Linked DNA regions of Homo sapiens: region 2 is linked to region 1. The links are chromatin loops, found by intact Hi-C in ENCODE. Cell type or tissue: ovary. All regions are shown on one strand. Links, peaks and the distances in the headings refer to the core of each region. The heading gives the core; the rest is flanking DNA.

Region 1 (4,391 bases), core at 145-4,144:
TTAACACAGACATGAAAAGCTTTTAACTTTGACAAGAGGAGCGCAGGAAAGTTTTATATTTAGCCCCTCCAGCAGAGGCCACGGTCAATCCATTAGGGTGGCTTGTCAGACTCAGGGTGAGGTGGGAGAGGGCTGGGACCAGGGGCTGGGAGGGTGTGGGCGTCGCTGGCTCCGGCTTGAGGAGAATGGACATGCGCCCAGGACACCCACTGCCCCTCCTGTCCCTCAGCTCAGGAAAGAGGGAGGCAGGACAATTGGACAGTGAAGTCATTAGGAACTTGGGGAAGATTGGGCCTCTGTTTCTGGTGAAAATAGAGATTTTAACCTCCATTTAAAGATTTCAAGATGTGGGGTCGCATAAAGCTGACCCGTTTTGTGACCGTGGCATTGCCAACGTCCACAAAAAAAGAGGATCTTTTTATGGAAGCCTCAAAAAGTAGCAAAGAGAGGCTGGCTTCACAGGAGGCAAAACTTAAAAAAAAATTCATTTTCTCCCCAAAGCCAATCATTTCAGGCTGAGAATGATCCCTGACTCCTCTTGTTCCGCCTCATCTCCCATTCACCCACACACCACCTCCCAATTCTTTCTCAAACTGAACCCTTTCTGGCTCTGGCCCCTTCTCTCCCTCTCCTAAATCTATCCTTTTCTCTTCCTCAAGAAAGGGTTTTAGAAGTAAAGAAATCACATGTTTCTCAGCATTTTCACCCCCACCCCCACACCGCCCCACAACTATCCCTGTGTCTTTCTTCAATCTATGCAGCAAGGGTTAGCGTTCTCAGCATGCTGGGATGGGGGAGAGATGATAAGTGCACACCTACAAATATACATGTGCATTACTGCTCCAGGGCAGGAGTGGCTGGAATGGCTCTGTGGAAGCAACAGAAGTTGAACTTGCCTTAGAGGAAATAGAGGATTTTTTTTTTTTTTTTTTTTTTTTGAGATGGAGTCTCACTCTGTCGCCCAGGCTGGAGTGCAATGGTGTGGCGATCTTGGTTCACTGCAACCTCTGCCTCCTGGGTTCAAGTAATTCTCTTGCCTCAGCTTCCCAAGTAGCTGGGATTACAGGCATCACCACCATGCCCAGCTAATTTTTTATTTTTTAGTAGAGACGGGGTTTCACCTTGTTGGGCAGTCTGGTCCCAAACTCCTGACCTCAAGTGGTCCACTCACCTTTGCTTCCCAAGGTGCTGGGATTACAGGCATGAGCTAGCTCTCTCAGCCTACAGGATTCTTTGAGTAGTGTTTGCAAGTGGTGTATGGAGGGGCTGGGGTGGAGGCTCCAGGTTGGATCCACAGTGCAGTCCAAGCTCAGGCAATGCCTTTGGTGTGCTTAAGGAAGAGAATGTAGCCCGCTGGGGCAGAGAACCATGTGGGTGGAGACCAGGATGTGGGGACGCCTTCAGAATCTTCCTTAGGCTGGGCTCCTCCCACAGCAGCCTTGACAGAAGAATTCAGGTGCAAGGGGTTTATTTGGAAGGTGATCCCAGGAAGCGTGGGTTGGGAGTTGTGAGTAAGACAGGGAAGGAATGGAAGCCAATATAAGGTGAATTAATGAGCAGGTTGTTGCTTTGGGCAACTGGGACACCATCTTGCTGGGGACTGCAAGGCAGAACACACCTCAGAGTTGCCCTAGCCCTCTGCCACTGGGAGAGATTAAGCTGGAACACTTAGTTGCTAACTTCCTCCCATCACTGGTTGAGGGCTGGTCTGGGGTGGGAGGGACATAAATTCTCTGGTTCTTCTGGTCTACCCTACCTAGGCCAGGGAAGATGCGCAGGAGAGCATCTCAAGTACTTGCAGTAAGAAGCTTTGATGTTTACAGACACAAGTGAGGCACCAACAGCACTGCTAGAAAACTCCCAACCATCAGAAAATGTCTTCCATGCTTCAGACAAACAACCCCCTGGAAGGTTTTGGAGCAAGGGTGGTTTTTGCTCTCCATAGTTTCTTGGGATGAACTTGCAGCAGAATGAGAGATAGTATACTGACGTTTCTTCTCCACAGACTGAGTCATATTCATCTTTATATTGTGGTGCATATTTTACAGGGTCTGGCTCATAGTAGGTGCTCAAAAAATATTGAACACGACTTCATTAATGTCACTGTTTTTGCATTTATCTCCTTTCTTTGAGTTTAAGAGCTTCTGGAGGGCAGAGAGTAGGTACTGGTAGATTTTTACCTTCAGAACTGAGCATGGGGCTGTGTACAAATTAGGGGTTCAGAGAGGGTTTGTCAAAGGAATGAAGAAATAAAAATATTTAGGACTTTTCAGGGGACTCGGTAAGTGGGTTTGAACAGACAGGCCCTATGGATCCTCGCCTGAAGCTATAAGAAGGAGGATGCCTCAGACCAGGTAAACTGAGGGTCCTTTCTCAGGCTGTAGGGAAAGGACAGGGTGGTGGAGGAGAAGATGGATTTGGATTATGGGAGTGAGGAGGGGCTAGGGCAAAGGTGAGCTGCACACAATATATGGACTGTTCAGGGATCCCTGACAGTAGGAGCCAGAAGCTCAGCCCCAGATTGAGATGGAGTCCTGGAGGCAGGAGATCAGCTGTGGATAGGTGGTGCTGGAGGCACCATCCTTCCTCCCTGTCTCCCTGATTCCCCTCACCTTCCTTCACCCAGCCTCAGGGTCCCAACCAAGGCTGGCAGGATCTGGTAGGCTCTGACTAGAGTCTTGCATTTTTAATACGGACTCAGGATCGCCAAGTGTGGAGACTAAATCCCCCCCGGAAGGCAGTCATTCCTTCTCAGCAGCAGCTCAAACTATTCCAGGAGCTCCTGGAGAGGCTTTTCCCCCCAACTTCTCAGGGCTCAGGCAAGTGTGGAGATGGGGGTTTGTCTCCAGAATATGTTAGCTCTGTTACAGTCCTCTCTATGGGGCCCAAAGCTGGCTCAGTTTCTAGAAGAGACTTCTCCAGGAGCCCTACATGGCAAGAATGGTGTCTATCCTGCATGGGAACAGCTTCCCCCGGGCAGGTGAGGGTTCCAGCCACAATAGTGTTGGAAGAAGAAGCTGTCTGGGGCCCTGCAGGCTAAGATATCATTTCCCCAATGCCAGACGAGGTGAGTCCTTGGCCGCCGGACAGGGCATAATAGCTCTTGCTTTGTGTATGGTGATAAAGGCTGAGAGAAATTAAGCTGGTGCAGATCTGTGTCTCCTGTAGCAGCCACAGTTGCTGAATCCGCTGTTTCTGAGAAAGTGAAATTTCAGTCCCTCCGCTCCCTCTTATCAGCGGGGCTGTCAGGGCATGTGGGGAAGGGTCAGCCAACCTCCCATGCCTCTTGGTAGAAAGTGGACATTCTTGTGCAACACATATCTACACTGATGTGGCCAGTCTGGCTGGTGATGTGGTCTAGACACATGTAGACCTTGGTGTGAGGGAAGCTGCAAAGAACTCCTCTGTGTGCCCACCTGACACCTGGCTGCTGCTACAGTCTGAATGTTTGTGTCCCTCCACTCCTCAAATTCATGTTTAGAAATCCTAACGCCCAAGGTGATGGCATTGGGAGGTGGGGCCTTTGGGAAGTGATTAGGTCATGAGGGTGGAGACTTCATGATAATCCCATGAATGGGGTTATCACCCTTATAAGAGGGGTCCCAGAGAGCTGCCTTACCCCTTCCACCATGTCAGGACACAGGGAGAAGTCACTGTCAATGAGGAGGTAGGCCCTCACCAGACACCCAGTCTGCTGGCACCTTGTCCTTGCACTTCCCAGCCTCCGGAACGGTGAGAAATAAATTTCTGTTGTTTATAAGCCACCGAGTTGATGGTATTTTGTTACAGCAGCTTAAATGGACTAAGACAGCTGTGTTGGGAGTGGGCAGGGGGAGGGTGCGGAGGGGGATAGTTCATGCCTTGCCCTCCAAGGAAATGATGCTGCTGCTCTCTCCCTTACCTCCCACCTCTTATGACACAGATAAGAACAGTTTTACATTGGGAAAGGTCAAGACGCAGAGAAAATGGGCTAGAGGGCTGTGGACAAGGAGGCAGGGGAGAGAAGAAGAGTCCACTCTGGTGAAGTGCTGAGGAGGCTTTTGTGGAGTTTGGAGTTAGGTGTGGATGGAAAACGCTGAGGCCTTGCCAGAGTCTGCCATGTGTCTACCCAGTCCCAATTCCTCTATCTCCTAGGCTTGCAGCTTTCCTTGCAGCTAGATGGGGCCATGGTCTGATTCTGGCTGATAGACAATGGATGGCAGTGATGTACACTGCTTCCAGACCCTACAGCTCCCCATGCAAAGATCCATCCTCTCTTTCTTCATCTGCTGGCTGGGTGGAGAGGACTTTAAGGATCTCGGGAAGGCCAGAGATACAGGTGGAAGGGCTCTCAGCCCTGAGCCATGACCTGGAGGAGAACGATTAAGCCAGAAATACCCACATTGCTCTCT
Region 2 (4,391 bases), core at 133-4,132, 64 kb before region 1:
GGGGGTCAGCTGCACTGCAGAACAGCCCAGGGAAGCTGAGGATGCTTACACTATTGTGATGCCAGCCCCAGCTCGACTTCTTACCTGGAGTGTGACCTGGTTCTGCACTTTTGTAGCTGCTCACACCTCTGCTTCAGAGCTCCTAGCACAATTTGTAATTGTACAGTTGCTTTTGTAATTGATTGTCCCTGTCTCCCCTGCCACCTGTGAACCCACAGAGCAGACACCAGCTTACCACTGTACCCCTAGTACCTTGCACTGGGCCTGATGGGTGCTCAATACACATTTGCCAAATGAATGAGGATCCCCGAGGCTTGCCTCTCACATGGCCCAAAGGGGGAAGAGTTAATGGGGCTCTTTGGGGCTGTATGTACCCCCAAATTCATATGTTGAAGCCCTAACCACGGTACCCCAGAATGAGACCATATTTGGAAATAAGGTCTTTACAGATGTAGTTAGTTAAGATGAGGTTATACAGAAGTAGGTTGGGCCCCTAATCCAGTATTACTGGTGTGTTTATGAAAAAGGAGAAATCTGGGCTGGGTGCAGTGGCTCACACCTATAATTCCAGTACTTTGGGAGGCGGAGGTGGGCAGATCACTTGAGCCCAAGAGTTGGAGACCAGCCTGGGAAACATGACAAAATTCAGTTTCTACAAAAAATAAAAACAAAACAAACCAAAAAACAAAAAAACCCCCAAAATTAGCTAGGCATGGTGGCATGCACCTGTAGTCCCAGCTACCTAGGAGGCTGAGGCAGGAGGATTGTTTGAGCCTGGGAGGCAGAGATTGCAATGAACTGAGATTGTGCCACTGCACTCTAGCCTGGGTGACAGAGCAAGACCTTGTTGCACACATGCACATACACACACACACCACACATGGAGAAATCTGAACACAGGTGCATACACACACATGCAGAACGCCAGGTGAAGATTGGAGTTATGCTGTCACAGGCCAGGGAACTATCAGAAGCTGGGAGAGAGGCCTGGAGCAGAACCTTCCCTAGCTCCTTCAGAGGGAACATGGTTCTGCTGGCACCTTGATCTGGGACTTCTAGCATCCAGAGCTGGGAGAGAATAAATATCTGTTAAGCCACTTAGTTTGTGGTACATCAATACAGCATCCGTAGCAAACTACTACCATGCCACTCTGAGAATCCCATGTCCAGAGCTGCAGTTCTGCTTGGCTCAGGGTGACTTGGGCTGTGTGTGTGGGTTCACAGGTTGATGCAGGCTGAGCTTTAGTCCTGGGGAAGTTGAGAGGTCTCATTCTTTTGGTCAAGCTTCTACCAGGCCCAGTGGCCCAGGCAGGGCAGGATAGAGTGGGGCTCTCTTAGGCTCCCATTTCCAGTGTCTGGATTTGCAAATCAAAGGGCCTATTCCAGGCAGGTCCCCGCACCACAGGAGAGTGACAGTATCATTCTCCAGGCCCCTGTAGGCCTTGCTTAGATGGATTTCAAGGATCGGCTTGGGGAGTTGGCCGGAAGGGAAACTGTTAGCAGGCAGGAGCCGGATGCATCTGAAAGGAGCCTGCCCTGGGCCCTTCCTTCCCTACAAGCTGGCTGTGAGTCCTTACAGACAGACATCCTAGACCAGGTTAACCTTTAACCAGGCAGCTCCGGTTCTCAGCTCTTGGGCCTAGGGCTCCTGCCGGCCTGTGAGCAGGCCTGCTTTTCTGCTCCTGTCTCTGGCGAACCAGAGTCCCTGATGAATTGCCCACACACCCCCACCCTGAGCCCTGCCACCATGTTGAGTGCTGGTGTCCCAGCAAAGATGAATGGGCCCCACTAATGAGCTGGAGGTGGTGGTGCTGTGACCCCTGACCCCACACACTCGTAGCCAGAGGCTTGGGGAATGGCTGCCCCAAGCCTACTTAATGTGTCGGGCTGGCCTCTGAAAGAAAAGCACATTTATTGCTACTTAGAGAAAATTGATCTAATTGGGATGGAAGCATTCTGCTGATGGAACATGGAATTTTTATTAGGAGGGTGACTCGAGTTCAGCCAATGTATCCCAGCTGGAAGGAGGCAAGAGAATGTTTCTAGGGATTTTACCCAAAAAAACCTCTTTCCAGCTGATACCAAATATCTGAGGAGGTCTGGGTTTGAATTCTGGCTGCGCCGCCTACAGAGCCTACATTCTAGAAGCATTTGGCAGCTTCTATCAGGCCTGATAAATGAGAAGAAATTATGGCATTCTCGCTGATTTGTTGTGAGAAGAAAGTGAGATTATGCATGCATCAGGGCTATGGCACTGCCCCTAGCAAGAGACTGGGTCCAGTGGGAACTTCTCGAGCCAAGGCTACACATGGTTTCAGTCCGTTTGGCCAAACATCCTGCAATTCAATAACAAACCAGCCAATTCCTTGTTGGCTGCAATTGAGGTGACTCATTTGAGAGCTATTTTTAGACAGAGCTCTGGGCTCTGAAATGTGGGGGCCATACCCCCTTGATAGCCTCAGAATCACCCCTGGCTGCTGCTTCTCTGTCTCTTACCGCAGCCAAGTTTGTTTAATATCTCCTAAGTTTTCCTAAACTTACTGTGACCCCATCTTCCACTGCTCCAGCCTTCATATAGGCGGTCATGATCACTGACCACTCTGGCTGAGGGACTGTGTTTATCTCCTCCCTGGCTTCTCATCTTGTTTTCCCCTGGTCAAGCCTCCACACCCATTCTCCAAACCAGTCCACCCTCCATACCAGTTCCTCCCGCACACTGGTGCATTTTCTGCAAATGGATCTTTCTAAAACACAATTGGAATGAGATCACTCCTAAGCTTAAAACCCTTCCATGGCTCCCCACAGCCTCCAGGGTGAAGTCCAAATGCCTTAGCCTGCAATTTGGGTTCCTCAACAGGATAACTATATCATTTACCATTGGTTAAACTAGGATAGTTTTATCCAGGACAAATGGTAAATTGCATGGAATGCACAGTCAACAGGATAAACCAGGACTGTTCTAGGCAAGCTGGGATGTATGGTCACTCTATCTGAAGGCCAGATGGGCTGGAGGGACCAGTTTCAAGACGGTGCACTCATGTGGGTGTCAAGATGGTACTGCTATTGGCAAGAGGCCTCAGTTTCTCTCCATGCAGGCTCCTTCATAGGACTGCTTGAGTGTCCTCAGAGCAGGGCAGCTAGCTGGCTTCCCCCAAAATGAGTGGCCTAAGAGAGGGCAACGAGGAAGCCGCAGTGTCTCTTATGCTCTGCATGGTACATCCTGGTGCTTCTCATATCTCACCTGGCTCAAGGGCTGGCCCTTGTTCTGCCCCTTCCTCTTGGAAGCCACTTATCACATATTATTTAATATCATTTCTTCTGTATTCTGTTTGTTAGAAGCAAGTCACTAAGTTCAGCTGATTCTTAAGGGGAGGGTTCATTTTTTTAGAGGGAGTGTCATAGCATTTGTAGACACAATTTAAAACCACCACACCTTATTTAATAAGAGAGTTTCTTAGAGGATAGTCCCCAGGACACCTGTGTCTGAATCACCTGGGACATGTGAAAAAAAAATGTATGTTCCCATGTCTCATCTCAGCTGATTGAACCAAAACCTAAGGGTGGAGGGGGTATGAGGGGAGGTGAATGGGGCCAAGAATCTGTGTCCTGCACAAATTCTACTATGAGGTGGGAACTACTGCCTTCAGAGAATGGTGGTTAGAAACATGAAGTCCAGTTCTCTGGGTCAGAACCCTGGCTCAGTCACTGATGAGATGTTGTGACTTTATCTAAGTTACTTAAGCTCCATGTGTCTTAGTTACATCATCTGGAGAATGGGGATAGTAATAATACCTTCACCACTGTTCTAAGGTCTGAGATCTAAACTGGTTAAATTTGTAAATTTATAAAGTGCCTAGAACATTGCCTAGCAACTGGACAGTGATATAAACGTTTGTTAAATTAAAAAAATAACAAAAACAAACACTTGAAATGAGCTCATTTGAATCATCTGTTTACCTTTATATTTTCCATACTAGGTAGAAGCTTTTTTTGGAGGACATCTCTGTTCACCCAGTGCCTAGCCTTCAACCAGTGTTCCATATGTGTTTATGGATCAACTGTTGGTGGTTCTCAACTATGGCTGTCTTTTAGAATCACCTGGGGTACTTAGAAAATATAAAAGCCCATCCCCACAACAGGCCAACAGATTAGTGGCCTCTGGGCATGGGGTCTCCAGAAGATTCTCAGGTGTAATCAAGGTTAAGAATGATGAGAATGAGTGAGTGAAACAGGGGCTCCACTGCTGAACTCAAAATACAGCTTTCGCTCAGATAAGACTCTTCTAGAACAGTGTGATTGAGTATAGCACCACTGGGCAGAATGATGGACATTAAGGATTTTCCCAAACCCAAACTGGGACCCGCTAACTGACAAAGGATTTTTGCCCATAT

The links. A loop is a pair of places that touch in the nucleus more often than their neighbours do. Peaks named below come from ENCODE experiments on the same cell type or tissue, not always from the same donor. Only the 100,000 strongest peaks of a DNase experiment are listed, where the experiment ranks them.
Region 2: a loop joins it to region 1, with 2.7 times the contacts of the local background. A loop is called at or near these places in 2 of 110 quality-filtered maps.

Annotation. Positions count from the first base shown.
Region 1 is chr20:40,802,869-40,807,259 of GRCh38, reverse strand. No RefSeq gene overlaps it. Among named protein-coding and RNA genes, the nearest start is that of SNORD154, 90 kb to the right of the region's middle. In ovary, for the core only: no CTCF peak of the experiment used is centred there; no DNase peak of the experiment used is centred there.
Region 2 is chr20:40,866,988-40,871,378 of GRCh38, reverse strand. No RefSeq gene overlaps it. Among named protein-coding and RNA genes, the nearest start is that of SNORD154, 150 kb to the right of the region's middle. In ovary, for the core only: no CTCF peak of the experiment used is centred there; DNase peaks (open chromatin) are centred at 1,686 and 2,288; H3K27ac peaks cover 420 bases.